Regions from separate parts of the Mus musculus genome. Here region 2 is linked to region 1. The links are chromatin contacts, found by Hi-C or POLR2A ChIA-PET in ENCODE. All regions are on one chromosome and are shown on one strand. The core of a region is the stretch at or near the end of the contact, and the rest is flanking DNA. Distances in the headings are between cores, read along the strand shown.

The links. Hi-C counts contacts between places; a loop is a spot of excess contacts on that map. ChIA-PET counts read pairs that join two places held with the same protein, here RNA polymerase II (POLR2A).
Region 2: a loop to region 1 is called in a map of left cerebral cortex, with 5 times the contacts of the local background. The contact joins the promoter of Dhodh here to the promoter of Psmd7 in region 1. A Hi-C loop is called at or near these places in 1 of 37 maps with a recorded cell type or tissue (left cerebral cortex). POLR2A ChIA-PET finds 5 or more read pairs at or near these places in 1 of 5 experiments (embryonic stem cell).

The regions. Positions count from the first base shown.
Region 1 is chr8:107,586,695-107,590,539 of GRCm38, forward strand. Psmd7 (proteasome (prosome, macropain) 26S subunit, non-ATPase, 7) reads right to left here and starts at 1,788. Exons shown (of 7, transcript NM_010817.2): 1 at 1,585-1,788; 2 at 1-22. The coding sequence starts at 1,658.
Region 2 is chr8:109,606,896-109,610,740 of GRCm38, forward strand. It overlaps Dhodh (dihydroorotate dehydrogenase), which reads right to left and starts at 1,778. Exons shown (of 9, transcript NM_020046.3): 1 at 1,457-1,778. The coding sequence starts at 1,477.

The DNA.
Region 1 (3,845 bases), core at 538-3,037:
CTGGTTTCCAACCTTGCCAATTCTGAGTGAGAAAAACAGGTGGTCAGTCACAGACACTCATCGAAAAAGCTATTACTTGCGACTGAGTAGCAAGTATCAACAACAAAGATACAATTTAGTTTATGTCGGACCTAAGGTCCATAAACAAATGTAACAGGTTAGTTCCCGTAGGAAAGATAAGGAAACACCCCAACCCGCATTGGAAGGATACTTTCTAAAGATTCCAGATACTCCCTTGGAGAAAAAGTCATGCTTGTTTTTCTTTTTCTCAGCTTTATCCTTTAAACTCTTTCCCCTCCTCGCTACACTGAAATCTCTCCAGGGATGAAGATCTAAGAGAAGTACCAGTTTTGTTTTTTTTTGTTTGTTTGTTTTGTTTTTGTTTTTTTTTTTTTCCGAGACAGGGTTTCTCTGTGTAGTCTTGGCTGTCCTGGAACTCACTTTGTAGACCAGGCTGGCCTCGAACTCAGAAATCCGCCTGCCTCTGCCTCCGGGGTGCTGGGATTAAAGGCATGCGCCATCACGCCCAGCAAGAATTGTTTTCTTTAGCCACTAACAAACTGCATATTTGGAAACAACTTAATTCTATGCTAAGGAAACACACAAGCCACAGTGAAAGTAACATTACACCTCTCTAACCCACTAAAACTACTTCAAACAACGAGTTTCCACATGCCAAAGGAAACTTCATCCACGAGTCTTTAAAGCCCCTCCATCTGTTCCTTGATACAACTACCAACAGTGTCTGCACCCCCCCCCCCCATTCTTACCAATTGTTAAAATAAAGCTTAAACAGTGTTCACCCCATCAGGGCCCCTAGTATCCCAGGCATTCCGAACAATACAACTGAATTCAGACTCAAAAGGCTCCGTCTTGAGGTTTTTTTTTTTTTTTTTTTTTTTTGGCTCTGGTTGAGTTAGCTGCACAAAGCCTGCTTCAGACCAGGCACTAGCGCCGACTTGACTGCAAGTAGACTCCCTACTGGACCTTCATATTTGTTAACTCCTCACACTAATTATCTTGTAAAACTTCCGAACACGTGCAACAGGTCTGGCCGGATGAACGGCTGGAGCAGGCAAGGGTGGCAGTGAGCTACCCAAGGGAACTGTAGGCTGGCCCCAATCTGCACCTGCCTCGTTTTTAGAGGAACAAGCCGACACCTTATTCATTCCCATTTTAAAGGTACCATTCGACCAGAATCCCAAATCGAAACTTGGCTATGATCCCTGCCTCATCCAGAAAATCGTTCATCGGGGACTCCGAGACCGGGGTTTCAGTGACAGCTTTTACAGGCACGGGCACACGAGACTGAAGCTCGGTCTTAAACGGCGCCCAGCCGTTCTGGGAAAAGGCGCGGCCTCGGCGGGTAGCATCGTTCCGGCTCCGGGGCCTCGCCAGGCGGGCCAGACTCAGGAGTGGCGGCCTCGGTGGGGGTGCGAGGCTGTCAATGGGTACCGAGCACCGCGGTGTGGAGCCGCTGGGGTCGCTTGTCCCAACCCGTGTCCCCGGCCGCCGCGTTTGTGCCCGGCGCGCCCGTGACTCAGCAGCCCTGCGCCGTGTGGCCGCCACGCGCCACCCGCTCACCGGTTGAAATGATCCACCACACTGAGCAGCACCAGGGGGTGAACCACCACCTTCTGCACCGCCAGCTCCGGCATCGCGACACAGCCCGACCACCGGCCCGGCTCCCTGCAACCCGCAAACACCAGCAACCGCAGCGACACAGGCCGCTCCTCCAGGCCCCAGCACCTCCCCTTCCGGTTTGACCGCCGCTGCACAGTCGACTTCCGCTCCCAGAGCGCTTTGCGCTCGTGCCCGCCCTGTCGCCAGGGGCGCCATCTTGAGAAAGGGAAAGAACCGCCTTGCCTTCTGTGGGACTTAGGCTATTGACGAAGCTTGGCATTGAGCCTTTCCCTAGGTTTTTGTTTTTGTTTTTGTTTTCGTTTTTGTTTTTCCTCAGTTGTTTGCCAGCTCACCATTTCTCCTCCTTGGAAGGTTGTAGAAAAAGGCAGATAAACATAAGTAGTAACAGCGTGTACTTCTACTAATCAAATAATTAACGACATATATTTAACTTTCTTTTTTTTTTTTCAAAGATTTACTTATCTATTATATGTAAGTACACTGTAGCTGTCTTCAGACACACCAGAAGAGGGAGTCAGATCTCGCTACGGATGGTTGTGAGCCACCATGTGGTTGCTGGGATCCGAACTCTGGACCTTCGGAAGAGCAGTCAGGTGCTCCTACCCACTGAGCCATCTCACCAGCCCTTAACTTTCACTTAACACTTTAAGTCAGCACTGTTTCAAAATTTCCCAGAGGAGTTTCATTTGTTTGTTTGTTTGTTTTTGGGTTTTGGTTTTTGTTTTGTTTTGCTTCTTTTTTTTTTTTTTTTTTTTTTTTTGAGACGGTGTTTCTTTATGTAACAGCCCTGGCTGTCCTGGAACTCACGTTGTAGACCTGACTGGCCTCTACCTGCCTCTGTTCCCTGAGTGCTGGAGTTAAAGTCATATGCCATCACACCTGGTTTTTATTTATTTATTTTTAATGTTTTATTTCATTGCTTTTGAAGTTGGGCCTTCTATGACATTGACTAGCATGGAAATTGTTGTATAGTCCAGGGTGGTCCCCTGTCTCTACCTCCTCCTAAGTACAAGGGTGACAGCATATGCGACCACACGTGGTTTAGAGATGCTCTCGGTCTCTAACACCAAGGGCACACTTTGGGTGTATGACTGGATACTTTATCTATAGTTTTTATTTCTGGGAATTTTCCTTAATGCTCACTGTGACATAATGAGTGCAACAACATTCAGGTTTTGTTAATCCCAAAGATTTGGGGAGAAAGGCCACCAACCCAAAACACCATGGCTAAATTAATTAAAATTAATTAATTAAAGCAAGCATTTTTATTTATTCAATTTAATTTAGTTTTTATAGGGGTCCCCAATTTCAATTCAATGCTTGGGTGTAAGTATCTGTCTGTCTAAGTCAACTGCTGGTAGGGCCTCTTAGAGGACAGCCATGCCAGTCTCCCGTCTGTAAGCATATCATAGCTTTAAAACAAGCATTTTTTTATTTGTGTACATGGGCTGTCTCTTCCTAAAAACGGGTGTGTGTGTGTGTGTGTGTGTGTGTGTGTGTGTGTGTGTGTGTGTGGTGGTGCTGGTGCAGGGGATGGTTCAAGAAATCAGCATTGGGCATGAGAAAGACAAGGTTTTTATAGCTCAGAGGTAGGGAATTTTCAAATAGGGGATTTGGTGCTCAAAATAGGCAGGGTTACAGGAGCAGAACATGAACATAAGACATCAGTCGCAAAGACCCTCTGAAACATAGACATGATTGCAAGGTGGTCTTAACAAGGCAGTCATAACAACGACCTAACAAGGTAGTGAGAACCAAGGCAGTCATACAACCTTTTGAAACAAAGTTAGGGTTGCAAGATGGTTGGAAACAAAGGCACAGTTTTCTGGAACAGGAAGTGCAGAGCCACTTGTAATTAAGGTTACAAATCATAAACAGAAATGAGCCTAGTTTGTCTTTATTATAAGATGGTTTTTAAGCCTAAATGGAGTCAGGCCAGTTCATCAGTTTCTCCCTGTCTATATGTTACTAATTATATAACCAGAGCTAGAAGAAAGCCATCCGTACCAGTTTTATACATTTAAACTTAAGGGTTAAGGAGAAGAAAGTATATTTTGGTGTTAACTAGGAACAAGAAGAGCGAAGGCTACAATGGAAAACAATGGGAGATAGACCTCAGTTTGTTTATTGGAGACAAAGTACATTAAAATTCACTCAGGTTCATTCTTTGTCTCATTTTAAAGATTTTGTTGGGGCTGGAG
Region 2 (3,845 bases), core at 528-3,027, 2.0 Mb after region 1:
TTTACATATACATGAATACTTTCCAGGAACACTGGCACCTTGTAATTGAGGAACACAGCTTACACAACAGTACCAAGAATAAGTCGTCATCCCTACAGCCTCACCAGAGAGTATGATGCTCTGCTTGTAAACCAGGGCACACCTGTGGCAATCATTTCTAAGGAGAGGCTTAAACATTTGACCATCTATAGGGGTGAGTGGTGCTCTGACTTCTACATACTAAAACGCATGTTTTCATTTCTCCTTCATACTGTGGTAAGAACATGGTGTTTGTTTACACTTTAAAATTATACCTAGAAAGGTTACCAGCATAAAATGTCATATGAGTATAATATAAAAGTGGTTACAATATAAACATAGCTTAAGTCTTGTTGGGCAGAGAACCACAACCCAGTCAAAAGTGCTTCCCTATGCTTTTCGATAACTATCACTGCCAGATGCTATGTGGCTAATGCACTCATTCGATCCTTCACCAAAGGCAAGCAAACCTGTTCTTCAGGAGAGTGTAACCCAAGAGACAAACTAATGGCCACATAAACATAGAGCCATGACAAGTGACATGAAGGGATAAATCATGGAAGGATCTTGAGGAAGCGAGTAAAAGCTGACTTTCAAAGGTTAGACACAAGCTAAAGAGGAGATAGCAGCTGGAGAAGAGATCTCTAGGTGGATGAGGCCAATGAGAGGGGCCAAGGCATGGGGGAGGGATAGACGGCTGCTTGGAACTAAAAGGAAAACACTGCTTTAAATGAAACAGGAGAAAAGAAGAGAGGCGTCAGCCAACATTTGGCTAACAGATTTGGTTTAAGTGCACGTGCTGCTCTGCCAGAGGAACTGAGTTCGGTTCCAGCTCCCATGTCAGGCGGCTCACAACTGGAGCTCTAGAGGATCCAAAACCCTCTGGTCTCAGAGGGTATCTGCACTCACGTGTGCACACACGCACGTGCGCGCGCGCCTACACTTTTTTTTTTTTTTTTAATGGGATTTGTCCACTAAACAAGGAAGTAGCAGATATGATCAGATTTGCCTGCAACACAAACCAAGTATTCATTCTCCCTCCTCGGGGAGTTTGCAGAAATTCCTCAAGTCAAGCACCAGTATCTGTGCCCTTTTTCCAGACCAGGGTCACAACTAAGAACTCTTCACATGGAACTTCCATTCTGACCACACTTGATCCAAAAGGGTGGCCTTATGTCTTATTTCATCCCTCCTTGGAGCGTAGGCGATCGTGTCCTCACAAAGGCCCGATACTTGGATCAATTTAAAAAAAAAAAAAATGCCCGCGTATCTCTCAGGTTCAGCCTAGCCTCTGCCCACATACGCTTGCTTTTTGCATGCCCTTAGCTGTGCACGTGCAGGTCACACTTCAAGGGTCCCAGCCTTTCAGTTTCCCAGCCTCATCCCCCTCCCTGCCGGTTATCCACACCACGAATGAGCTTCCCCGCGCAGGACTCACTCTCAGCTGTCTCCACGCCATGCTCCTTCTGCCATTAAGCCCGCCTCTGCCTGCATCCCATTGGAGAATGTGGGCTCGGCTCCACCTATCTCCCAAGCCCCACCAGCCGGCCCGCCCCTAGACGTTGATTGGACAGCCGAACGCGTGCGCTCTGCCCGGAGTCAGGCTCCGTGGCGGGACGTGCCTACTTTCTGTCTTGTCGCTGTCGCGCCTCCTAAGGGACGCTGCTCTGAAGTCGCGCACCCTTCCTTCGGTGCAACCGTGAGGAGGAGGCTTCCGGAAGTCTCGAGTGGGGAGCAGACGCTTCCGAAATCTGCAGACCAACCCCAGCGCCCGGTAGTGCGCACTACCCTAATGCTTCCCTGTCCCTGGGAAGGAAACAAAGGGCGATGCAGCCCGAAGGTTCCGCACGGTTGTCTTTATGCCGGTGCTGCGGTATGGCTTTCATAGCCCCCTTTCTGAAACAGAAATCCTAAGAATTCTGTTTTATCAGGGCAGTGGTGGCGCCGGCCTTTAATCCCAGCGCTTGGCAGGCAAAGGCAAGCATATCTCTGTGAGTTTGAGGCCAGCCTGGTCTACAGAATGAGTTCCAGGAGAGCCTAGGCTACAACATGGAGAAACCCTGTCTCTACAGGGAGAAGGAAAAAAAAAGTACACTCATGCAAACACACAAAAATTTACCCACTGGTTTTAAAAGTAAACTCTGAGGTGTTGATAAGTAAATATGGTTTTATTTTTAAGATAATCTTATGGTGTAGGCCAGGTTTTTCTAAAAACCAATCCTGCCTCAGCACTCAAGTGCCTCTGTGCCAAGCGTTTACAGAGGCCAGAGGAGGGCATTGAATCCTCTGGAACGGTAGTTACAGATGATTGGACCCACGTACTCTGGCCCTTAACCTTATGTTTGTATCCTATTGTCCCCCTTCCCACTGGTCCCCTTCCTTTTCTGGAATAATACTTCCCCACTTTAGGTCATAATTTGGGTCAGGTTACAGGAGGCTGGAGAGATAGCTCAGCTGTTAGCACTTGATGTTCTTGGCGAGGACCCAAGTTCCGTTTCCAGCACCCACATCAGGTAGCTCACAACTGCCTGTAACTCCAGGACCACATTTCTTCTGGGGCACTGTACTGGTTTTCCCATACCAACAGGTAGATGTGTGTGTGTGTACACATAAATTCTAAAAATAAGTCCTTTTAAGGTCTGTATCCTGCATACAAGAAAAAAAGCATATTTAGCAGTCTGAGATTGGCTTGCTTCATGTAACATGATCTCCAGTCCCATACATTTTCCTGTAAATTACCTCATTTTATTCTTTCTAATGGTTGAATGTTGTTCCATACCATATATGTATCATATATATCATTATCTTGATCTGTTTGTCTGTTACTGCTTCCATAAACTGGCTGTTGTGAATATTGCTCCAAAAAACATAGATATACAGGTACCTCGGTCATATGCCAGCTTGGATTATTTAGGGACTATACCTAGAAGTGACGTATCTAGGAGTTTGGGTTAGTGATTGAATGTTTGTTTGTTTGTTTTAAATTTGTTGTTCTGTGTGTGAGAGAGTTCAGACAGCAGCCTGCTATGGCAGACATGTGTAGGCCAGTAAATAACTCTGGGGGGGGGTGGGGGCGGGGGCATGGTACATGTATAAAGATCAGGGTACAACTCGCAGGAATCAGTCCTGTCTTTGCATCATGTGCTTTCTGGGGACAGAACTCAGGCTGTCAGGTGTGGCAGCAAGCACCTTTGACCACTGAGCTGTCTCACTGCTTGAGGATGGGTTTGTTATATTGATTTTGAGTTTTGGTTTTGATTTGGGGTTTATCTGTGGCCTGGAACTCAGAAGTCTGCCTGCCTTTGGTTCCCTAATGTTGGGACCAAAGGTATATACCACCATGGTGTATTTATTTTGTATCGTGGTATTTTCCTGAAAGTTGGTATCGTCTATTAGAGTGTTCTGGTGGAATTCTCAATGTGTTTTAGGTATAGGCTCATATTGTCTACAAATAGGGATACTTAAGTTCTCTGTGTCCTGTTTGTAGCTCTTCTATTCCTTTATCTTGCCTCATTGCTCTCTAGAGAATAATCTCAGTGCTGTACTGAGTAAAACTGGGAAATGGGTGCCTTTACTCATTCCTCATTTTAGAGGAAATTCTTTCAGTGTTCCCATTTGGTACAGCATAGGGTATAAGTTTATCATAGACAGCCTTGGTTTGTGTGTGTGTTTATTCGTTGTCGTTAAGAAGTCACAGACGTTTCTGGAATCCCTTTCATTACCTTCTCCAGTGCTTCCACAGACCCAGGTCTGTGGTTGAGCCTCGTTTAGGTGCACTTGTCCTGTGAGGTCTTCACGGCTCCATTAGCACCAGCAGATGACATTGC